2 separate regions of the Homo sapiens genome follow, and region 2 is linked to region 1. Evidence: chromatin contacts called from ENCODE Hi-C or POLR2A ChIA-PET data. All regions are on one chromosome and are shown on one strand. Each heading gives the region's core, a stretch centred on a gene start or an enhancer-like site at or near the end of the contact. The rest is flanking DNA. Distances are from core to core; before and after follow the strand shown. Region 1 holds the start of BIRC5 (baculoviral IAP repeat containing 5). Region 2 overlaps LOC105371910 (a long non-coding RNA gene).

Evidence for each region. A loop is a pair of places that touch in the nucleus more often than their neighbours do. ChIA-PET counts read pairs that join two places held with the same protein, here RNA polymerase II (POLR2A). Pooled maps may share reads with other maps.
Region 2: a map of CD8-positive, alpha-beta T cell shows a loop between it and region 1 (27-fold over the local background). The contact joins the enhancer-like site here to the promoter of BIRC5 in region 1. A Hi-C loop is called at or near these places in 22 of 168 maps with a recorded cell type or tissue (B cell, CD14-positive monocyte, CD4-positive, alpha-beta T cell and 14 more), 20 of 37 single-sample maps with no recorded cell type and 26 of 50 pooled maps. POLR2A ChIA-PET finds 5 or more read pairs at or near these places in 19 of 52 experiments (A673, AG04450, B cell and 14 more).

Annotation. Positions count from the first base shown.
Region 1 is chr17:78,212,417-78,216,369 of GRCh38, reverse strand. It overlaps BIRC5 (baculoviral IAP repeat containing 5), which reads right to left and starts at 2,117. Exons shown (of 4, transcript NM_001168.3): 1 at 1,943-2,117; 2 at 1,581-1,690. The coding sequence starts at 2,053. RefSeq lists an enhancer at 1,471-2,372.
Region 2 is chr17:78,252,185-78,256,291 of GRCh38, reverse strand. It overlaps LOC105371910 (a long non-coding RNA gene), which reads right to left. Exons shown (of 2, transcript NR_164160.1): 2 at 3,801-4,107. It also overlaps the pseudogene THA1P. Among named protein-coding and RNA genes, the nearest start is that of TMEM235, 23 kb to the right of the region's middle. RefSeq lists enhancers at 1,633-1,902, 1,453-2,170, 2,171-2,889 and a silencer at 1,933-2,082. Within about 2 kb of position 1,696, at least 31 of the 41 ENCODE cell types and tissues checked have a DNase peak (open chromatin) inside an H3K27ac peak, as active enhancers do; they include A673, B cell, CD14-positive monocyte and 7 more, where a contact is called at or near this core.

The sequences.
Region 1 (3,953 bases), core at 868-3,367:
TCCAAAGGAATTACATGTCAAATCCCTCCAACATTCTCAAGGAACTGTTTGAAGTAATTTCATTTCACTGGAATTGTTATGTAATCCACTGTAAAGATTTTTTTCTTTTTTTTTTTTTTTTGAGACGGAGTCTCATTCTGTCGCCCAGGCTGGAGTGCAGTGGTGCAATCTCGGCTCACTGCAAGCTCCGCCTCCTGGGTTCACGCCATTCTCCTGCCTCAGCCTCCCGAGTAGCTGGGACTACAGGCGCCCACCACCACGCCCGGCTAATTTTTTGTATTTTTAGTGGAGACGGGGTTTCACCGTATTAGCCAAGATGGTCTCGATCTCCTGACCTCGTGATCCGCCCGCCTCGGCCTCCCAAAGTGCTGGTATTACAGGCGTAAGCCACCGTGCCCGGCCCACTGTAAGGATTAAGGGCAGAGAAGGGCATTATTGCCCCGGGTTCCCCAAGGGACCCCCTAGCTCACACTCTCATTTTCTGCTAGGGGAGTCTCCCTGTATAACTGACTATCACCGTTACCAGAACTGCATTACAATGAAAACATGGCCACACAAAGTCCAAAAAGACAGCCAGTTGTAACTCTAATCTGAAAATATCATAACACTTATTCATTTTCAAGAAGAATACCACTGATCTTTTCCCAGTGATTACGGGGATGCAGTATAACCACCATAGCAAACATACTAAGAAAAAAAACAGCTACTCTCTTCTGGCCAAAAAGAAAAACAACTGGGGTGATTCTCCAGGGGAAAAAAATTAAAGCTGTGGAAGCAACTGAATCCGACAGAAAAAAAGGTGAGAAAAGAATATGGCATTACAGTGTGGAAAGACAGATACCATCCGAGTACAGAATTTCATTGTCATTAACTAGGCATCTTGAAGAAAAAAATCCAGAACAACACTGAAGTATATGCTTTCTTTCTTTTTTTTTTTTCAATTTTTTATTTTTATGACGGAGTCTCGCTCTGTCGCCGAGGCTGGAGTGCATTGGCACAATCTCGGCTCACTGCAACCTCCGCCTCCCAGGTTCAAGCGATTCTCCTGCCTTAGCCTCCCGAGTAGCTGGGATTACGGGCGTGCGCTACCATGCCCGGCTAATTTTTGTATTTTTAGTAGAGACGGGGTTTCGCCAAGTTGGCCAGGCAGGTCTTGAACTCCTGACCTCAGGTGATCCGCCCGCCTCAGCCTCCGAAAGTGTGAAGTGCACACTTTCAAAGGGTAATTTTTGTGCTGTGTAGGTTATATTTCAATTAAACTGTTTTTTAAAAAATCTCAAAAAAAGCACTTGGACGTTCCTGGGAGTTCACAACAACAGGGTCTGCTGATGTATTCTGTTGAACATGAAAGGCATCAGGCATCTTACGTCCACCCCAAGGCATTTTGGTCAAATGAGATTTAATTAGGTTGTAAGCATCACCAAGGCACCAGCATATAGAGAGGTATCCGTTCACAACAGCTGTTTAAGAAGCAATGAGGGTGGAAAGCAACCCTCCCATACTAAGTGTCTTTGCAACTCAAATCTTTTGACAACTCAGTTCAAAACAAAGCCCATCGAGGCTGGCCAGAGAAGACTTACATGGGGTCGTCATCTGGCTCCCAGCCTTCCAGCTCCTTGAAGCAGAAGAAACACTGGGCCAAGTCTGGCTCGTTCTCAGTGGGGCAGTGGATGAAGCCAGCCTCGGCCATCTGCAAGGGACAGCACAGCTCGTGAGTGGACGTGGCAGCCCGGAACCCCGAGGCCCAGCCACAAAGGCCTCGATGGGGACAAAGCAGGGAGGGGAGGCCGGCCTGGACCCAAGGGGCCCAGCCACAGTGGCCTCGCTGGGGACAGGACGGGGAGGGGAGGGCGGCTTGTACCCCCGAGGCCCAGTCACAGTGGCCTCGCTAGGGACAGGGCAAGGCGGGCGTGGGGGACCCCAGGAGGCCGGGCAGTCTCACCCGCTCCGGGGTGCAGGCGCAGCCCTCCAAGAAGGGCCAGTTCTTGAATGTAGAGATGCGGTGGTCCTTGAGAAAGGGCTGCCAGGCAGGGGGCAACGTCGGGGCACCCATGCCGCCGCCGCCACCTCTGCCAACGGGTCCCGCGATTCAAATCTGGCGGTTAATGGCGCGCCGCGGGGCATGTCGGGAGCGCACGCCCTCTTAGGCGGTCCACCCCCCGCGGCCTTCTGGGAGTAGAGGCGGGGCGGCGCGGGGTGTGCCGGGAGTTGTAGTCCTCCCGCCGCGTGGCTCTGCCCGTGGTCGCGGTGCACCCAGCGACGCCGCGCCAGCTCGTCCCTGCCCACACCTAGCGCCCCCTCGACTGCTTTCAAAGAACGCGTGCAGGCCGGGTGCAGTGGCTCACGCCTGTAATCCCAACACTTTGAGAGGCCTAGGCAGGAGCATCACTTGAGTCCTGGAGTTCAAGACCAGCCTGGCCATCACGGTGAAACCTTGTCTCTACTAAAAATACAAAAATTAGCTGGGCGTGGTGGTGCATGCCTGTAATCCCAACTACTCGGGAGGCTGAGGCAGGAGAATCGCTTGAACCCGGGAGGCAGAGGGTGCAGTGAGCTGAGATTGTGCCATTGCACTCCAGCCTAGGCAACAAGAGCAAAACTCAGTCTAAAAAAAAAAAAAAAGTCAGACAGGAGAGCTTTACAGGGTGCCACCTCTGCAAAAAGCATCTACTCCAGACGGGCATGAAGGACAAATGAACAGGGGAGGGATGGAGTGCAGCAGACATCGCTGTCCCGGCGAGTACATCGTTGACTGCACGACCTGGGTTTCCAGGAGGGCCACCTTCTGGAGTCAGGGGCCAGGGACTGGGCCACTACCGTGATAAGAAGACAAGGGAGCTGGGGAAAGCCCAGTGGAGGGTGGGGGCCTGTGCTCAGGGCAAACTCCTCCTTTCCCTTCGCAAAGCAGGGCGTCCCACCAACAGTAAGTCCTGCAGCCTATTAAAAAAAAAATCAGTGTGTCCTCTGCTTTGGAACAGGGTGTTCTGGAGTCACTTCTGGAGCTGGGCATCACATCCACTCACTTCTCTGGTTCTATGGCCAGAGATAAGAGGCCTGGCCTTATTAGCCCTCCAGCCCCACGCAGGCCTGGTGCCTCCACTGTCTTTTTCATTTTGGGGTTTATTTATTTATTTATTTATTTTTGCAACCTCTCCCCACCCCTCCCACCCCGCCCCCATTCTTTAATACAGTAACTTTTTATTTTGATGTTTATTTATTTATTTGAAACTGAGTCTCGCTCTATCGCCCAGGCTGGAGTGCAGTGGCATGATCTCAGCTCACTGCAACCTCCTCCCCGCCACGGGTTCAAGCGATTCTCCTGCCTCAGCCTCCCGAGTAGCTGAGATTAAAGGCATGCACCACCACACCAGGCTAATTTTTGTATTTTTAGTAGAGATGGGGTTTCACCATGTTTGCCAGGCTGGTCTCAAACTCCTGACCTCAAGTGATCTGCCTGCCTCGGCCTCCCAAAGTGCTGGGATTACAGATGTGAGCCACTGCGCCCGGCCCGATGTCAATTTAAATAAAAGATAATTGCAAGAATAGTACAAAGAATACTCATATACCCTTCACCCAGATTTTCTGTTTATGTTTTGCCTGTTTCCTTTAACATTCACTCTCTGCTTCTTCCTCCCTTTCTCTCCTCCTCTCCCTCTCTTACCCCTTCCCTCTCTCTACTCCCCGCTCTCTCTCTGTCTCCTGTTTTCCTTTCTCTCTCCCTCTCCCCAACCTACTTTCTCTCCCCTAGTCTCTCTCCCCTCATATATGTGAACACACACACATCCCTGTATGTGTATATATCACATGCATGTATATGTATGTATATGGGTGGTTTACCTGAACCGTTTGTAAGTTGAAGGCATTACCATACTACCCCGAAATACTTCATTCTCTTACACAACCACAACACAATCATCAAAATCAGGAAACTTAACTTCGCTGCAGTTATCAAA
Region 2 (4,107 bases), core at 447-2,946, 40 kb before region 1:
CTAGGATGGGTGTCCTCCTCACCAAGGGCCACCCTCACCAGACGCTTGGCCCAGCAGCTGTGGCCCCTCCTGGATCTTTCTCCTATGGGGGACAGAAAGAGGAAGAGGAGCCGCTGAGTGGCAATGGGTGCCTGTGCTCCCTGTGTGGGGGAAGGGCACCCCACAGTCTAGACTGTGTCAGAGTTCACCCCAAAGCCCCCGGGCCCTCAGAGTTCCAAGCTGGGATCAGTAACGACAATGATAATAACAGCCACAGCTGGGCAGGTCGTGATGGCTCACGCCTGTAATCCCAGCACTTTGTGGGGCTGAGGGAGAATCACTTGGGCTCAGGAGCTTGAGACCAGCCTGAGCAACACAGCAAGACCTTGTCTCTACGAAAAACACAGAAAGATTAGCCAGGCATAGTAGCACTTGCCTGTAGTCCCAACTACTTGGGAGGCTGAGGTGGGAGGTTCACCCAAGCCCAGGAAGTCAAGAATGCACTGAGCTGTAATCACACCACTGCACTCCAGCTTGGGGGATAGAGTGAGACCCTGTCTTAAAAAATTAAAAAACAGCCACAGTGGGGTGACCACCCTGAGCTTACAGCAAGCCAGGCATTGGGGTCAGCACCAAACACATATCCAGTCACTGAATGCTCACAACAGCCCAATCTGCAGTTGAGGAAACCGAGGCACAAAGAAGCTACATGGCTTGTCCAAGGCCACACAGCTGGCTTGAACTTCAGCACCACCCTGCCCCCATGGAGGCAGTCCACCCAGGGGCAGGGGCCTATGGAGGAGGGGCTCCCCACGCATTCTTTTAGCGGTCTCCCCTTAGACTGGAACCCGGCTGGAGACATAGCCCTGTCCCCCAGCCTGGCACCTGGACACCTGGACACTGCCTGGCGCACCGAACTTGCTCAACAAATCAATACTGAAGATGGTAAACGAGGGAAGCTGTGTTTTAGGGGCAGCATGAAACAGTGATTTAGGGCTGCCCTCTGGAGACAGCGGTACCCCGCCCGGACCAATTCCTACCCAAGTGGCCTCCAGCTGTCCGTTAGCTCCGCGTCTCCTGTTCCCCATCTGCAAGACAGGGATAGCAATAGTGCTTGTCTCCTAGAGTCGTTGGGAGGTTTAACTGAGCTAACATTTGCAAAGGGCCTGGGGCAGAGCCTGGCACATGGCAAGTGCCACATGAGCGTCTGTGTTATAAAAGCTCGCCCAGGGCTGGGTGCAGTGGCTCACGCCTGTAATCCCAGCAATTTGGGAGGTCAAGTCGGGTGGATCACCTGAGGTCAAGAGTTCGAGACCAGCCAGGCCAACATGGTGAAAACTCCTCTCTACTAAAAATACAAAAAAAAAAAAAAATTAGCTGGGCGTGGTGGCGCGCGCCTGTAATCCCAGCTACTCGGGAGGCTGAGACAGGAGAATTGCTTGTACCTGTGAGGCGGAGGTTGCAGTGAGTCAAGATCGCGTCACTGCACTCCAGCCTGGGCGACAAAGCGAGACTCTGTCACACACACACACACACACACACACACACACACACACACACACACTCGCTCGGCCTCGGTTTCTCCTTCAATGAGCAGAACCTTCTGCTTCAGCATCACGGGCTCGCTGGTTCTCCGCCGCGACGCAGCCCGTACTACAACTCCCAGCGTGCCACGGGGCCCGTTCGCAGACGCTCGCGCACGCCCGCCGCGAGGGAGCGCGAACTACAACTCCCAGCGTGCCACGGGGCTCGCTCCCTGGACCCCCGGCCCAGGGCGGCTGCTTCCCAGCTCTAGGAATTCTGGCCGCACCGACCACGTCGCTCTCGCCGCCTTCGCTGGGGAGTAGAGGAGTCAGCAGCTCCCGCCGGGGTGGGGAGTCGGGCGCTGCCCGCGCCATGCTCCGCAGACTGGCCCGAGCGGCGGCCCCGGTACATGGGGCGCTCCGGGCGGGGTGTGGGAGCGCGGGGGTCGCAGCCTACGTGGTGGGCCTGCGCAGCGACAAGGTGACCAGGCCCGGGCCGGCCATGAGGTGCGTCATGGCCGAGGCGGTCGTGGGGGACGACGACTACGGCGAAGACCGGCGTGCAGGCCGGGGGTCGTGGAGGCGGCAGCGGAGCGCTGTCCGTGATGGTCTGGGACGCAGGGGAAGTGGCTCCCTTGGCGCTTAAAACCCATTTATGCCTAGTGTTCCATTATTGGAACGCTAAGCATCTGGGAGGTATTTATGTCCTACTGCTCAAGGTCATCGCCAAGGTCTGATGGCAAAAATTCAAAAAATTGCAACCTCCGACATAAATGGGTGTAATGAACACCTGCCACAGGATAGGCTTGCCGTCTGCGTGCGTGCTGCTGTTACCTGAAAGTTAGAAATGCAGATTCCGGCCGGGCGCAGTGGCTCAAGCCTGTAATCCTAGCATTTTGAGAGGCCAAGGCAGGCGGATCACGAGGTCAGGAGTTCGAGACCAGCCTGGCCAACATGATGAAACCCCATCTCTACTAAAAATACAAAAATTATCTGGGCGTGGTGGTGGGCACCCGTAATCCCAGCTTCTCAGGAGGCTGAGGCAGGAGAATCACTTGAACCCGGGAGGCAGAGGTTGCAGTGAGCTGAGATCGTCCCACTGCATTCCAGCCTGGGCGACAAGAGCGAGACTCCATCTCAAAAAAAAAAAAATAAAAATAAAAATAAATAAATAAAAGAAATGCAGATTCACATGGCCTGCCGAGAAGAACCTGCATTTCTATAGGCTCACCAGGTGGTTGTGTGTGTCCTGCATTGTCACCCAGCTGCCCCCTGAGATGGGTGATGTCCAGTCTTGCAGAGGAGGGTTCTGAGATGTGGAGGGAGGCGCTCCAGGCCCCATACTTAGTAAATGGCAGAACCAAGGTTTGAACCCGGGTCTTCTGACTCTGAAACCCACAACTGTTCTCCTGCACTGCCTTCCCCCACAGAAGGCAAATGGAAAATAGATGTAGAAAGGGGCAGGTTCTACAGGCTGCACCTCGCAAGGAGTGGGTTCTAATAACCTAGGGAGTGTCTCCAGGGTACAGCGACCCCCAGCCCCAGCCCTGGGTTGTGAGTTGCCATAGTGAACCACTTTGACTGTTGGGGTGTGCACACCCCTCAGCTAGGCCAGGACAAGCCATGGGGTCACCAGTTGAATCCCGAGGGCCCGTCTGCTAAGGGGTTAAGGGATGGCTGGGGCTAAGCATGTATCCAGCTGCTGCCCAGCGTTGCTGGAGATGCTGATCTCCATGCTCCCAGGCAGCCTCACATGTCAACAAGTCACTGCCGCTCAAGGAGAGGCTGGGGAGGCGCTTGAGTTGATGGGAGTCTAGAGAGGGTGCCCTGGGAAGCAGAGGATGGGGCGAGGCTGTGGCTCACGGGGAAGGGGGCTTCACAGAGGAGCCCTCCTGCAGGCTGAGTGGAAGCATCCCAGGCAGGGAAGGGAGCGCCGGCTCACAGGGCAGGGGTCTTCAGGAGCAGAAGCAGACTGGTGAGAAAGGTCTTCAGGGCGCAGGTGGGGATGTGGCAGGTGTGGAGAGTGCAGGAGGCTCTGAGGAGGGGGGGCAGAGGCCAGGTCACTCCAGCCCTGAGTGTCATGCTAAGGACTTGATGCCACAGTTGGGGGGACCACAGTGGGCTTTACAGCAAGAGCGGGAGCCTTCCTCACCCTCCAGCTGCACCCTCACACCCCGTCCAGCCCCCCACTCATCCCTCCTGACGAGGAAAGGAAGTCAGCAGAGAAACCACAGGCCCCACCTGCAAAGGGCTGAGGGGAAAGGAAGTGAGACAGGTGTGAGGTCTGCCGGGGACAGGTTCAAACCACAAGAGAGGTTCTTGGGGGGAGCGGGGAGAGGCCATGGCCCAGGGTAGGTGGGGTGCAGAGTTGACTGAGGGCCCTGTGGGGCTGGATGTGTGGTTGCTAAGCCCACAGAGTGTGCAGCTGGTGGATGGGGCTCCAAACCCACTCAGCTGCTCACCGGAGCCTCGGGCTAGGGGCCTCACCTGGGCTCAGGGCGTGCTCTGGCCCAAGTGACACAGGGAAAGCAGCATGGACGGTGCTGACACCCGAGTGTGCAAGCACAGCGGCTTCCCTGTCCCTCCGCAGAGCTGCAAGAAATGG